Regions from separate parts of the Homo sapiens genome. Here region 1 is linked to region 2. Evidence: read pairs that join two places in POLR2A ChIA-PET (ENCODE). Cell type or tissue: A673. All regions are shown on one strand. Each heading gives the region's core, and the rest is flanking DNA. Links, peaks and the distances in the headings are about the cores only.

Region 1 (5,396 bases), core at 134-5,133, 61 kb after region 2:
TTCGTTTTTATGGGTCCAGAGCTTCAGTAAATATTTCTTAAGCAGAACTAAAAAACAGTGTGAAAAATCTTCAGAATTCAGTTCACTGCTAACCTTGCTGATCAAAACAGACAAAACATTCAGCTGGTTCAACATAATGAGAAGCAGAAAGAGGGAGCCACAAAAGAGCCTGGAAATTGAGTGTTGCCATGAAGGTGTATAAGAGCTCGAGCAAAATTTTCTCAAATATAAGCATCAAGATAACAGTAGGTCCCTCTGACAGTCATTTAAAAGAAAGAATAATGCCTATTATAGTAACTTCAAGGAGTTATAAAAGCACTTGAGTTTTCAGGGAGTCATAGACTTGTGAAATGTTTCTGACATTCCATCAAAAAATTGGTGTTGTGACATCATTATAATACATAATCATACAGTCAAGGAATGATTAGAAGTAAATCCTTAATAGCATTTTTTTAAACAAATTCCACATTGCATTCCAGACATCTTCTTTTTTCCTTCTTCCGTTAGATTGAATGATCAAGAGAAAGGTGGATAGAATTGTCTCCTGATGCGTTTTCTGGACAATTTCTTAACAAATGAGAATTCTATTGGTCTGCATTTTTTTTCATGTTTTGTGATTGTCAAGAACCTTACATAAATCTATGTCTGATGATACAAACTGTCTAATATTGTACTGAACACCTCTTCAAAATTACCTATTCAGGGGAAAGTATCCCTTTAAACTGCCAGGATGCCTCACAGCTATCAAGGGCTGTGTGGACTGTGTTCAAGATTCTAGGGACTTAAAGTATAATAATAATAATAAAAAAGACGCAAAATAAAAATAAAAACTTTTTAACAGAAAAAAAAAAAGATTCTTGGGGATCTGCCGAAGTTGAGTCTTCATTTATTTCTTTCTCTGCATGCCACTAGGGACTTCCCTAGACTATTTGAGGAATAGGCCTTTAATTGCAAGATTACCTGAAACCAGACCCAACAAGCTTGGAGTAGCAAACAGTCAAATTGCAACCCCCTACCAAAAAAAAAAAAAAAGCGACATGTGGCTTTAATTTTATTTCATTTATTTATTCTTTCAATTTATTTTTAAAAATTCTTGCCCATTGCTTCAGCCTTTGGGCCCATGTGCATAATAAAAAACATTGCTGGGAATAAATAATACGTATTAACTGTGTCTATTAGGATTCCCCCCTAAAAAGTTCATCAAAATGACTTATTTTATAGTAAGGAGTCTCAATTGCAAGTCTATTAGTAAAATAATTCTATTAAATTGTATGATATTTCTAACTTCAATTAATTACATTTATATCTAGCTCTATAGTGTAATGACTTATAATATTAATTGTGATTTTAATTTAGAAACAGAACTTGTAAAGTTTGCCTCGAGTTTTAGTGTTTAATGATTTTTCCACATTTAGACTGTGTCTACAAATTGAGACTTTTCCATTTTTCTAGTTAAACAACTGGTCATTTCAAACCTTCGTGTTGATGATTTTTCTCCACTGAATTGACCAATTTAATTTTCTCTAGGGCAATAAAGAAACACAGTATAATAGACAAACTAAAAGTGACTACAAAATAATGTTTCACTTTGGCTATGTACTGTTCACTTTTGGCCATATGACCAGAATTTTATTTTCACAAATATTAGAATCAGAGTTTCCAGTGGCTGAAGCCAGAGAAGTCCAAGAATCTGATTTGAAAATAGAATATTGTCATGCTTGACATTAGTTAATAAAACCAACTAAGATGTCTGTGCTGGATCAGCAATAAGTTGATTCTTTCCCACAATCAACAAGTTTTACATTCGGTCATTGCACCCCAGAAAGCAAACTGGCTGCAAGGTGACCTTGGCCTGGATCTCAGTGCCTCCATAGGCAAGTCTCATACTTCTTTGTAACTCCATTTCCTCATCTGTAAGACAAAGATTGATGATGAAATGAGGTAGTAGATATAAAGTGCTTAGAACAGAATCTTTCTCAAGTAATCAATAAATGTTTGCTATTATTATTATTGTCATTCAACCTAATATTGATATTCAAATTTTTCACTTTTAACATGTTATGCCACTCGCCTGAAATAACCTTCTCTTTCTGTCTCGCCTTTGTAAATTCAATACTTTCTTCATAGTTCAGTTGAACACCAGCCCAAGGTGATTTCTCTTTTCTCTCAACTCATATTGACCTTTTATCCCAAATCACAGTTTAAGACGTGTATATTCTCCAAAGATTTCTTACTTCCACACACACAAAAAAGTACAAGTTTCTGGAAGAAGGGGACAGCTTGCTACATTTCTTGTGCCTAGATTTGGCATCTGATGCATGCTGTATCCACGTCACAATTAACGCACAGAATCCGAAGAGTTAATGAGCCACAGCTTATGACATCCTTTATTTTTCCTGGTCAAGTTAGAGAACCACATTGTTTCAACAGAAACCTACTTTGTTTTTTTGAATTTTTGTTTGTCTTTTTGTTATTTTTTCTTAAACACAACAATTGATGTTCCTTTAATGGTGACTTTATATAATTTGGCCTTTGGATTACAAAATACATTTTTACACACTAAAATTCTTTGGATTGAGTCCAACAAGCTCCAGGATTATATAGTGTTTTCCTCTATACTGCAGCCTTTCCAAAACAGGTTTTATATCTTAATGTCGCATTGCAGAATATACATACAGATTCTTGAAAATGTCAGGCTCCTTCAATTCCCTGAAGCCAAAACAAATATGTCTACTATTATTGGCACAATTAAGAGTTACAATTATTAGGCATGGCGTTTATATACATGCAAATCTTATTGTTAACAATGGGAATTTCAAATATTTAATATTTGTATATGGATTTCATTTGAGCTCATTAAGTAAGTGGCTTGGAAAAAGAGAAGTAGTTGAATTATTACATGTCTAGAAAATGGTATTTAAATTTTTTAATTGCCTCATATTAGTAAAAAAAATCTGCATATTAAAATGATACCTCAAAGAGTCTGATTTCATTGCTTATTTCATTTTGTTACTTTGCTAAAAACATAGCTCTTATCTAGTTATCATTCATTTCTTCTCATCATAAACCAGAGTCCTTTAATTCTTTCACTGTGTCATAAAAGATTCAATAAATTCTGATTTGCATTTCAAATTCAGCTCTTTTTACAGAAGGACATCAGATTCAATGACAATTACATCACTAATCTCTTCAGCACTGACAGTGGGAAGCCAAGCTCAAGCTCCTTCCGACTGAAGTCCTAAAGATGGAAGGTCATGTAATGTTCCTTCTCAGCAAGAGTGAATTTTTATTTTGGTAAAATCTTCATTTTATTTTCATTAACGAATATGTGCTCATTTAACCCATTTGTTGTTTAAGCATTTCATACTATTTGTCTCTTTCTCCTTTCATTAAGAAATGAGCATCTTATTATTTTTGCTAAAAAAAGAGGAAACTTACAGTGTTGATTAAGCACAGTAATCTGTTGTTCTTATTATTGGTGTTATTTTGGAAATATTGAGGAAATTATATTCATATAATTTGGGGAGGTATTTTTCCATTTTGTTGTTGTTTAACCAATTGTAATGACCAAAAATGTAAGCACTCATGTATGTATAAGTATGGGTGTGTATATGTATGTGTGTGTAAATAACATCTACAAATATTTTAACACCTAGTGTCAGAGACAAAGATAAATCTACCTCTTGAATAAATGTATTGTGAATTAATTATTGCTCTTCTAGATTCTATATACAATTTCCTCTATCTTCAAAGACTTGTCACAATTGGAGCCAATAATACTGCACAAATTACACACAGTTGAAGCAATTATATTTTTGGTACTTTATAAATGTTGCTATCTCTGTAAAGGAAGGAACAATATAAAGTAAATAAACATGGAAGTCATTATAACAATTTAGTATAGACTAAATTTAATGAAGTAGTTATCAATATTCTGATATGCACATAACATGGGCAATGAATAGAAACTAAAGAGAATTTTTGAAAAGAATATCAACTTCCAAACTATTTTGCTATGTTATACTGAATTAAAATAATTTTCTTTTATTTGTACAGTATTTTCTGGCTTTTAGTATATCAACTTATTTTAAATCCTAATTATTTTACTTATATCACAATTTTAAGCTGTATGTTATTCAGATAATAGCTACTCACCAATAACTATTTTTAAGTTATTTTTTACGAGTAAGACTTTTTGCATTAAAAGTGAATTTTAGAAAGCATAGGGGTAATGATGGGTGACAAAGTACAAGATCACAAAAACCGAAAGAATACATGTTATTTCTGTATTTTTTAAATTAATAGGTCTGTTTTGACTACACTGAACCTAGTTCAGTCAACCAACTATTACAAGCATATGTCTTTTCAAGTATAAAACAGATACTGAATGAACACTTGTTAAATTAAGGAGAAAAAGAGTCAATAAGTGATTCAACCTGTGGTGACCAAGAAATTCCATAACTATGACAGGATAAGCTGCTCAATTAACCAAATGAATTGTTTGATTCCATCATTATTTTTTAATTCAAACATAATGGAGTTATATAATATAATGGATTTATAATGGAAAATTTTAGAAAACTTAGTATCAAAAATACATTGAAATATAAAATAAAATCTACAACAAAATACGGATATATTTTCAGGTTAATTTAGTGTAATTAATTTCCAGGTTAATTTAGTGCAAAATGCCCAGTCAAGTTAAGGACTTGGAAGTATGTGTGGGCCAAAGCATTCAAATTTATTTAAGGCATATACATGTTGTACTGGGGAGCCTTCAGAATGAAGCCTCCCTAGGTGGAAAGAAGGAAGAAAGAAGTGAAGAAAGGAATTTAAAAATTGATAAAACAAATAAATAAGTATTCATTTGTCAAAAATAATGTGTTGGCTGAGCTTGGTGGCTCACGTCTGTAATCGAAGCACTTTGGGAGGCTGAGGCAGGTGGATCGTTTGAGCTCAGGAGTCCGAGACCAGTCTAGGCAACATGGTGAAACCTCATCTCTACTAAAAACACAAAAATTATCCAGCCATGGTGGCCCATGCCTGTGGACCCAGCTACTCGCGAGGCTGAGGTGGAAGGATCACTTGAACCCAGGAGGCAGAGGTTACAGTGAGCCAAGATGGCACCACTGCACTCCAGCCTGGGTGACCCTGTCTCAAAAAAACAAAAACAAAAGTGTGTTGATACTAATCATGTAATAAATGGTAACTTTTCAAGTATAAGTTAGGTAAATATTTCTTTTTCCTCTCCCCTTTCCTGTCTAAATCCATTACTTTGCACATTTTTGAGAGAATAAAACATGAGTTTTTTAGTTACTATCTTGGTCTATTACTGCATAATAAAATAAATTTTTCTTAATTTGTAAAAACTGAATCATGTGAATTATCCATATAAC
Region 2 (5,396 bases), core at 144-5,143:
TTATGCCAGAAAAGCAGCAAAGATACCACCCACATTGCTGCCTTACTGTTTTTCTGAAGGTCGTTCAGGCAAAGGACTTCCAGTGGAATTCTCTCTAATATAAATCTATCTATGATCACATTGTTTTTCTTGGTGAAACCAAGGGTTGCGTTTCTTCATTAGAAAATGGTCGCTTTTCCACTTTTGCACGTCACAGAAGCAATATCTTACTCTCCTTTTGCATGTGACACCCATGGAAACACTGAAATCCACAATCTCTGGAAACGTACGGAAGTTAGATCCAAATGCTTCAAAATAAAGAATCTAAGTTAAAAAGTCCATTGGCACAGGATGTATTTCCACTAATAATTTTGAAAACTATATTAATACTCCTCCGATGCTATCTTTTTTCTTCACAAAAGAATCCATTTTTCTTTTCACTTGCCTCTGGTGGGGGGAGTTTACCATTGAAAAGTGATTTCTTAGCCAGGGTGTAATAAGCTTAACACAAAGGAGAAGAAAAGGGAACTATTGGATGGGTTTTGAATTTATGCTTGTGGTTAACACTATGCAGTATTTAAAATAGTTTCATTTAAAATATCATCTTTTAAAAATATTACTTTATAATTATATGTTTATAATCTTATTTTTATTAAAATAAACAAGTTTAGCAACTAAGATCCATTAAAATCACCTTGGACTCAAATATAATTCTCAACATTTCTCACATGTTGAGAAAATAAATTAAAATAAAACTAACCAAAAAAAGTAGCACTGCACAGGCAACTAAAGCAAAAATAAACAAATGGGATTACATCAAACTAAAAAGCTTCTGCACAGCAAAGGAAACAATCACCAGGGTGAAGAGATAACTTACAGAATAGGGAAAAACCAATTTGCAAACCACATATTTGGTAAGAAGTTAATATCCAAAATATATAAGGAACTCAAACAACTCAATAGCAAGAAAACAACTGAATTAAACATGGGGAAAGGACCTAAATGGACATTTCTCAAAATAAGGCATGAAAATGGTCAACAGGTATATGAAAAATGCATAACATCACTAGTCAGCAGGGAAGTGCAAATTAAAACCGCAATGAGATACCTCCTCATACCTGTTAGAATGGCAATTGTCTAAAAGACAAAAGATAAAAAGTTTTGGAGAAGAAGTAGAGAAAAGGGAACCCTTTCACACTATTGACAGGAATGTAAATTGGTACAATCATTAAGGAGAACAGTATGGACATTCCTCAAAAAATTAAAAATATAGCTGGCATATGATCCAGTAATTCCATTTCTGAGTATATATTCAAAAGAAATGAAATCAGTATGTTAGAAGGATACCTGCTCCCCTTATTGCAGCATTATACACAGTAGCCAAGATATGGAAGATATACAAACAAACTAAGTGTCCATCAACAGATGAGTGGATAAAGAAAATGAAGTATACATACACAACAGAATACTATTCAGCTTTAAAAAAGAAGGAAATCCTGTAGGTGAGTTAGCCAACCACAAAAGACAAATACCACATGATCTCTTCACATATGGAATCTAAAAACCTGAATTCATAGAAACAGATACTACAATGGTGGTTACCAAAAGCTGGAAGGTGGGAAATTGGGGAGTTGTTGGTTAAAAGATAAAAAATTTCAATTAGACAGGAGAAATAAGGTCAAGTTATCTATTGTACAATATAGTTATTACAGTAAATAACAATGTATTCTATTTTGAAAATTACTAAGAGAGTAGATTTTAAGTGTTCTCACCACAAAAGATAGTATGTAAGTAATGCATATGTTAATTAGCTGGATTGAACCATTCCACAATGTACACATATTTCAAAGCATCATGTTGTACATGATAAATATATGCAATTTTTATTTGTCAATTTTTTTAAAGCAGCAACATTAAGGAAAGTGAGCAGAAAAGGCCTCATATTTTAATATTACCTATTTAGGAATCAAAATTTTCCTTACAACTGCAATAAATTTCACCAGCAGCATCTTCAAAGATGTTTGTTAAGTAGCTCATATATTATTTGAAACTGTCGTTTTCTTCTTAGTCCTTGCTACAGAAAATTTCCCCAATACAATCTAATCAAGTGAAATAGTTATGCCTTAGTAGGGATAAATAAGCTCACATATGTATGTTTGTGTTTCAGTAGGGATTAATAAACTAAACTGATTCATTCTCTCTGTAAGGTAGAAATTCTTTCTTAGAAACAATTGAGTAAGGAAATATTTGATCAATTTGGCACAGGTAATTCCAGACAAATAAGAAAATAAATAATCTTATATGTTCTTGTGAACAGATAGTGATAGTTCCAAGAAATGAATTAAGTAAATTTTAACAAGCAGTATAATTATTTCTGTTAGATAATCCTTAATCTCATCTACGAAACGGAAAGGAAATAAATGCCTTCCTGTAACAGGAAGAGTGAGAGAGTAAGAGGTATAAAAGATTGAGATGTGTCACTTTTCCGGTTAGCTCAGTGTGAGAAGCCATGAGCAGCAAAGTCTCTTGCGACACCGTGTACGAGGTGATGCAGGAAGTCCTGCAAGGGAACCAGCACAAGGGCCCCAAGTCTGGAGACAGTGGAGTTGCAGATTAGTTTGAGGAACTGTGACTCCCAGAAGGACAAGCACCTCTCGGACACCGTCAGGCTTAAGTCCACTCCCCACCCCAAGTTCTCCGTGTGTGTCCCGGGGTACCAGCAACACTGTGACGAGGCCAAGGTCATGGATATCCCCCACATGGACATCGAGGCGCTGAAAAAACTCAACAAAAATAAGAAACTGGTCAAGAAGCTAGCCAAGAAGTATGATGCATTTTTGGCCTCAGAGCCTCTGATCAAGTGGATCCCACAAATCCTGGGCCCAGGCCTAAATAAGGCAGGAAAGTTCCCTTCCCTGCTCACACACAATGAAAACATGGCGGCCAAAGCGGATGAGGTGAAGTCCACCTTCAAGTTCCAAATGAAGAAGGTGTTATGTCTGGCTGTGGCTGTTGGCCACGTGAAGATGACAGAAGATGAGCTTGTGTAGAACATTCACCTGGCTGTCAAATTCTTGCTGTCATTGCTCAAGAAAAACTGGCAGAATGTCCTGGCCTTATATATCAAGAGCACCATGGGCAAGCCTCAGCACCTATATTAAGGCACATTTGAATAAATTCTACTGCTACCAAAAAAAAAATTGTGATGTCTTTCAGCAGAATAATTTTAGCACCTGTGTCATCTCTGGCATTTTTTCTACATACTAGCCACTGAGATAAATTGGAGAGTAGGGTGTGATAGAAGGAAGAACAACTTAAATATTTCTAAATTTTAATTATTCTGATTTAAAAGATTACAAAGTTGAAATAGGTCAAAATTAAAACTCTGGGGAAGAGTTCCCTTTTTTTTTTTCATGTATGGGAAATGAAACAGCATCAGGTAAAATGGGGTTTACTATGTTTGCAAACTTTATTAGAAATTAGCTGTTTCTAGGGAGCTAAAACATTTCAACCGGTGCCAAGAGAGAAGGAAGGAGCCTTTGTATTTTGAAAGAATAATGAAACTAAAGAGTTGCAGCCAAATTTTGAAGGGGAATCCAAATGCTGTTTGGGGAAAAGATGACTAAATGAATTACCAGTGGCTGTTTGTCACCTCCCAAAGCTCTGTTGCAGAAAGACATTACTGAATAGCTTTTATAATCCTTTTTTCTTATCCTTTTCTTTCAAATCAAGTCAAGCAGAATATAGTTAAAGGCTTAATTTTCACTGAAATGTTCTGTGTGAAATTAGACCTTCTGAATCCAACTTTTCCCAGCCACCTTTTTTTTTTTAAGCAGTAAGTAATCAGTGTTTAATTACTTGACTTTTACATGGTACAACCTTTGAGACCTTGCTGACTTACTGAGGCATCGAGGTGTATTGTTCAGAATGTTCAAAGACCCTGTATGTCTTGTTAGCATTAACAATGGTAAGGTTAGAAATGGAGAAAGTGGACTGTAACATGCTCTTTGGGTACACCATTGCACACATGATAAAAGCCTCAAATTATTTAACTTCTGATGTTACCAGGCACAAGGTAGAAAAGGAAACATAATTCTGTGCTTTTTTTTTTTTTTTACTTACGATTGCAATTTTGTTACTAACTACTGGAGCTTGAGGCCCTCAGAGGAAAGATATGTCTTTGTGACTGTAAAACAGAAAATGAAGGCAAGAGTTGGCAGAAATTTTTATTCTATAAGAACAAACAAATATATAATTCAGAACCATAATATGTGCTTTAGTGATTATTTATAAGCTATATATATGTGAAGTGTATTCCCTCTTTTAAGGTTTTGCGGATGGAGTCCATAAGTGAGAGACTTCACACTAACCCAAATTAAAACTCATACTACTTTAAAATTGTTTTACAGACTCGATCTATGTAAAAATTATCATATTAATAAGGTTTATTTATTAATTTTTAGTCAAATGTCAAGACACCAAATACATTAATATAAGGAAGAGAATTATAGAGTGCTCCGTTTATACCAGTAATACATCAAAGACGTCAGTGTGATACATGGAAAAAATTAATCCAATGACCTTGTGTCCTTTTAAACATACGTCGTTTCTACCCTGCCTACACCAAAAAAAAATTTAAAAGAATTTGAGATTCATTCCTGTTTAGTTTGTTTGCTTGTGCTGCTATGACAAAACACCACAGACTAGGTAATTTATAAATAATGGAAATTTATTTCTGTTTTAGAGACTGGGAAGTCCAAGATCAAGGCACCAGCAGGTTTAGTGTCTGGCAAAGACCTGTTCCTCAAAAATGGCACAGTCTAGGTGTCATGACATGGCAGAAGAGCAGAAAAGAACAGACTCACTTCCTTAAGACCTTTTATAAGAGCCCTAATCCCATCCATGAGGGTTCTTCTCTCATTAATCAATTCTTAAAACCTATTTATGCCTAGTGTTCCATTATTGAAACTCTAAGCATGTGGGAGTTATTTATATCCTACTGCTCAAGGTCATCACTGAGGTCTGATTACAAAAATTCAAAAAATTGCAACCTCAGGCATAAATGGGCTAAAGCCTCCCGCCTCTAAATACTATCACATGGGCAATTAAGTTGCAGCATATGAATTTTGGGGAACACAGTCAGATCACTCCAATTGCCCACAAGCACAAATACATGTATAATAAAAGATCAAATAGAAATTTAAATTAAAAATTCTCAGAAATAATGACTGTCTTGGCACAGGCTTGCAAATATGGAGTTATTGGTCACTTATTTTGATCTTTCATGTTTGATTATTACTTGTGATAAGTTATGATCTCTTTCTGGTGTTTCCTTTTTCAAAAAAATTTTTAGCCTCTAGGGGAACATGGTAGTAGCCCATCCTACCACAGGGACTAACCACATTCATAGTAAGTAG

Evidence for each region. Peaks named below come from ENCODE experiments on the same cell type or tissue, not always from the same donor. Only the 100,000 strongest peaks of a DNase experiment are listed, where the experiment ranks them.
Region 1: POLR2A ChIA-PET joins it to region 2 with 5 read pairs; 1 of 35 experiments calls an interaction of 5 or more read pairs at or near these places.

Annotation. Positions count from the first base shown.
Region 1 is chr1:81,267,073-81,272,468 of GRCh38, forward strand. It overlaps LOC107985018 (a long non-coding RNA gene), which reads right to left. Exons shown (of 4, transcript XR_001738115.2): 4 at 1,135-1,911. Among named protein-coding and RNA genes, the nearest start is that of ADGRL2, 530 kb to the right of the region's middle. In A673, for the core only: no CTCF peak of the experiment used is centred there; a DNase peak (open chromatin) is centred at 3,179.
Region 2 is chr1:81,206,080-81,211,475 of GRCh38, forward strand. It overlaps the pseudogene RPL10AP4. Among named protein-coding and RNA genes, the nearest start is that of ADGRL2, 590 kb to the right of the region's middle. In A673, for the core only: no CTCF peak of the experiment used is centred there; DNase peaks (open chromatin) are centred at 2,482 and 3,602; H3K27ac peaks cover 4,049 bases.